Regions from separate parts of the Homo sapiens genome. Here region 2 is linked to region 1. The links are chromatin loops, found by intact Hi-C in ENCODE. Cell type or tissue: CD14-positive monocyte. All regions are shown on one strand.

Region 1 (2,500 bases):
TTTTAAGGTAGCTTAGTCTATTACTAAATTGTTTACTAAAACTTTTTTCATATTATTAATAAATTAGCAAAAAAAAAAAAATAATAAACATTGATAACCTCCAGGGTTGGCCAAGCCATGAGGAAACAGGCTCTGTCCGGCACCATGGGTGGGATGAAAATGGGCACAACCCACCTGTGAGTGACCAGCATCTTTACCAACCCCAGCTACACACACCCCACAACCCAGGGGTCACACGCCTGGGAGTCTACTGACAGAAACACCATCACAGTGACATCTGTTTGTGGATATTTCTGGAACATTTTTCTTTGTTTTTTGGTAAAAGCAAAAAATTAGAAGTAATTCAGATGACTAGCCACAGAGGGTTTATTACCTAGACATTTTGTGATCCACCCACACTATAGAATACTGTACAGATGCCAAAAAGAATGGATTCCTTGGAAATGTTTCTAAGATTCACTGGCAGGTGAAAGAAGAAAATTAAAGAATAAAATGGGCCAGGCGCGGTGGCTCACGCCTGTAATCCCAGCACTTCGGGAGGCCGAGGCAGGTGGATCACTTGAGGTCAGGAGTTTGAGACCAGCCTGGCCAACATGGTGAAGCCCCGTCTCTACGAAAAAATACAAAAATTAGCTGGGTGTGGTAGCTCGCCTGTAATTCCAGCTACTCGGGAGGCTGAGGCGCGAGAATCGCCGCTTGAACCTGGGAGATGGAGGTTGCAGAGATGGCGCCATTGCACTCCAGCCTGGGCAACAGAGTGAGACTCTGTCTCAAAAAAAAAAAAAAAAAAAAAAAAAAGAATAATATGTATGATCAGAATTCTAAAAACACACACAAACAAAATTACTCCCATTACTCCCCTTTTCTCTAAAAATATCTATACAGCAACTCAGGTATATTGGCATAGAAAACTTTTAGAAGTATTCATACCACACGTTTAACTTAATTCATGTCATTTTCTAGCTGTGTGGCCCTTAGGAAGTCATACCTCTCAGCCCCAGTCTCCGCCTTTGTAAACTGGTAATAGCAAATCTCACATATGGTTGTGACGAGAATATAACTAGTTCTTGTAAATCACTTGGCACATAAATACTTAGTAAAAGAACGCAGGAGGCCGGGTGTGGTGGCTCACGCCTGTAATCCCAGCACTTTGGGAGGCCGAGGCAGGCGGATCACCTGAGGTCGGAGGTTTGAGTTCAAGACCAACCTGGCCAACATGGAGGAACACTGTCTCCACTAAAACTACAAAAAAAAAAAAAAAAAAAAAAATTAGCCGGGCTTGGTGGCGCATGCCTGTAATCCCAGCTTTTCGGGAGGCTGAGGCAGGAGAATCGCTTGAACCCGGGGGGCGTTAAGTTGTGGTGAGACGAGATGGCGCCATTGCACTCCAGCCTGGGCAACAAGAGTGAAATTTCGTCTCAAAAATAAAAAGTAAAAATAAAAAATAATGCAGGAATACAATTTCATCTAAATAAGCAAATTAATTTTTAGGAATACATTTTCAGCTAAGCGCAAAGGCTGGCTCGTCTGCCTGTCTTTGCTGCCACCTAGTGGTAACAGGTAGGAAAGCGCATATTGGAAGGCTTGCTTTTTTTTCTTTATTTATGACACAATTTATTCAAGGCCTACAATGTATCCGGCACACACCACGCCTGTACCTTCTCAGTTTTCTTATCTGAAGAATGGGGGTAATAAATGAACTGACCCCATAAGTTTGTGAGGATAAAATGCAATAATGCATGTAAAGCATTTAACATTGGCTGTAACACAAAAGAATGCTCTAGAAATGGTAATTATTGGTGTTTACACATGCATAATTTAATTTAGGAAATCAGTATTATACCCATTTTTCTGTGTGAGAAATTTGAGGCTCAGAGAAATCAAAGTAACTTGCCTAAGGCTACTGAGCTAACTAGAGGAGGGTCTGAGATTAGAATCTAGGTCTGGGCAACACAGCCAGAGAAAAAGAAAAAAGAAAAAAATACAAAAAAGAAAAAAATAGCCGTGTGTGGTGGTGCACATCTGTAGTCCCAGCTACTTGGGAGGCTGAGGTGGGAGGACCGCTCGAGCCCAGGAGGTTGAGGCTGCTCTAAGCCGAGATTTTGTCACTGCACTTCAACCTAGGCGCAGAGCAAGATCTCATCTCAAAACAAACAAACAAAAAGGAATCTAGGTCTGTCCTGGGGCTGCCTCATCACCCTTAAGATACCATCTCACATGACCTCCTGAAAAGGAGTTGGTTTTTGGATTCCACAGACCAAGAGCATTTAAAAATACCCAGATGTATTGGTTATCTATTGCTGCATAATGAATTACCCTAAAACCCAGTGGGCACAGATTCACTGGCTCCTCCACTGCAGGTATCTCACAGGTGCTATTCAGGGTGTTGGCCACACAGGGTGGGGTCAGGGCACACTTGTTACATGTGAGTGCCTCCTGAAATTTTACATGCTGCGCCTTAAGGTTCCTTAAGTAGCCTTAAGGTTCAACTGGGGAACCA
Region 2 (2,500 bases), 160 kb before region 1:
CCCGAAGACAGACGTTTCCTTCCCATTTTGGGAACCAAAACTGAGTCCTTGTTCCACCCTAATAGGTCTACTTATCACAAAGGTTCTCTGTGACTTGTACCCTGCTCCCCTCCCTTCTCCTCCTCAAGGGTGGAAATGCTTAAGAATAAAAGAAAACAGATTTGTGTTTATATTGAGAGACCTGAGTGGCTCTGCCATTATGTCACTGGATGGCCACGAACCTCAGTTAACCTAATAAGTCCTGTCTGCGTCACCACATAAGGGTTAAATAAGGTCAATGTAAAGTACCTGGCACATAATAAACACTTAATAAATGGCAGTTTTAAAATAATAAATGTGATGATTTGGCTGTGTCTCCACCCAAATCTCGATCTTGAATTGTAGTTCCCATAATCCCCACATGTCGCGGGAGGGACCAGGTGGAGATAATTGCATCATGGGGGCAGTTTCCCCCATCTTGTTCTCGTGATAGTGAGTGAGTTCTCACAAGATCTGACGGTCTTATAAGGGGCTTTTGGGCCGGGCGCGGTGGCTCATGCCTGTACTCCCAGCACTTTGGGAGGCCAAGCAGGTGGATCACAAGGTCAGGAGTTTGAGACCTGCCTGGCCAACATGGTGAAACCCCATCTCTACTAAAAATACAAAAATTAGCCAGGCGTGGTGGTGCGCACCTATAATCTCAGCTACTCAGGAGGCTAATGCAGGAGAATCACTTAAACCCGGGAGGCGGAGGTTGCAGTGAGCCAAGATCGTGCCACTGCACTCTAGCCTGGGTGACAGAGCAAGACTCTGTCTCCAAAAAAAAAAAGGGGGGGTGGGGGGGGGGGGCTTTTACTTCCCTTCACTCTGCACTTCTCCTTGCTGCCACCATGTGAAGAAGGATGTATTTGCTTCCCCTTCTGCCAAGATTTTAAGTTTCCTGAGGCCTCCCTGGCCATGCAGAACTGTGAGTCAATTAAACCTCTTTCCTTTATAAATTACCCAGTCTCAGGTATGTCTTTATTAGCAGAGTGAGAAGAGACTAATACAAAATGTTAAGGGCTAGTCTAATTGTCATTTACTTGCATTTGCCTTTTTGCTAAAAGGTTTGAAGGGAATAAGACAAAGAGACATCTCTACTACATTATAAACTCTCAGAAGGAAAAACTGAGCCTCTTTCCCTTATCTCTAAAGCACCGAGCACAGAGACATCCAATCAGTATCTGCTGAATCAATTAAATCACTCCAACTTCCCTTGATATACCCAGCAGTAATAACCCAGCCCTGCCACTGGATGTCACCGTTGAGGCGCTGCTCCAAGAACATAAGAGACCTGGGCATTAATTTATAAACTGGGGTTGGAATTGGCTTTTTCCAGAAAGAACAAATGTGTGTATCTTGGATACCCATCCTGATCAACTAGTAGTGGCTAACTTGGGCACAGTAGCAAGGAGGATGGTGAGATAGGAGAGAAAGAGCATTATGATGGTACCACAGAAAGGGTAAGCAGGAGCAACCATACAACTATCTCCAACTAGCCTTCATTGGCCACTCACTCTCCATTTTAAAGGTGAAAAAGCAAAGCCCAAATTGTGGGGAGCAGGGAGAGGGGTTCCTGGGCTAGGGGCACAGCTGGACCAGAATCCAAGTATCCTGATTCCTGGTCCAGTTTTCTTTCCAGGACAAGCAGAGTTAGAGAAAGAGTTTCACTTACATCTACTCGGAAGTCTTCAAGACGTCGGAATTTGCCGAGGTATTCTTGCAGTTTGGGGTCAATGTCCAAATTTTTGGCTTTGGAATATTTCAAGAAGGCCCAGAACTTCTCCAGCCCATACAGTTGGCCTGTAGGGAGAGGTACAGAAAAGCTGAGCTGGTGAGGATAAAGAAGCTCAGAGGAGAGAGGGAGGTGTTGTGTAATACACAGAAAGACCCAGGTCCAACTGGGGAAGAGGAGGCCTACATGACCAGGCCTCACTCAGATCCAACTCTGGCTCTTACCAGCTTCATAGTCCTTCACCGTTTCCTCCTGAAAATCCTTGAATATGTCCAGCCGGAACTTCTTTTCCAGGCCATAACTGTAGTATCGAAAAAGGCACTCCAAACCATATCTGTAGAACACAAGTCAGTGAAATCAGGGCAGTTTCTTCATCTGTAAAACGGGAAATGTGCCTGCATAACAGAGGAACTATGAAACAGTTTAAACTACATGTTATTTCTGTATTGAAAAAACAGCATACACGCTTTTAGAATGCTAGTCTAAGTGGGTCCAGCATAAAATGTTCAGAGATTTCCTGCAGTCAAGGAACTCTGTCCCCCTGCCACAGACATTTGTTTACTCCTATTCTTTTATGAAGTATCTATGGTTGCTTTCTGCTACAATAACAGAGTGAACGGAGTTGAGTAATTACGACAAACACCTTATGGCCAACAAAGCCTAAAGTATTTACTGACTCTTTCTAGAAAAAGTTGGCCAATCCCTGGTATAACTCTGCAAAGCCATTTGACCATGCCAATTAGTAGG

Evidence for each region. Peaks named below come from ENCODE experiments on the same cell type or tissue, not always from the same donor. Only the 100,000 strongest peaks of a DNase experiment are listed, where the experiment ranks them.
Region 2: it touches region 1 in a loop (10-fold over the local background); 104 of 110 quality-filtered maps call a loop at or near these places.

What each region holds. Positions count from the first base shown.
Region 1 is chr5:154,649,420-154,651,919 of GRCh38, reverse strand. No RefSeq gene overlaps it. Among named protein-coding and RNA genes, the nearest start is that of MIR1303, 35 kb to the left of the region's middle. In CD14-positive monocyte, CTCF peaks have their summits at 1,330 and 1,534 (motif pointing left); a DNase peak (open chromatin) is centred at 1,549.
Region 2 is chr5:154,810,834-154,813,333 of GRCh38, reverse strand. It overlaps LARP1 (La ribonucleoprotein 1, translational regulator), which reads right to left. Exons shown (of 19, transcript NM_033551.3): 17 at 1,978-2,087; 18 at 1,694-1,821. Among named protein-coding and RNA genes, the nearest start is that of MIR378H, 17 kb to the left of the region's middle. In CD14-positive monocyte, CTCF peaks have their summits at 1,054 and 1,260 (motif pointing right); DNase peaks (open chromatin) are centred at 873 and 1,273; H3K27ac peaks cover 2,375 bases.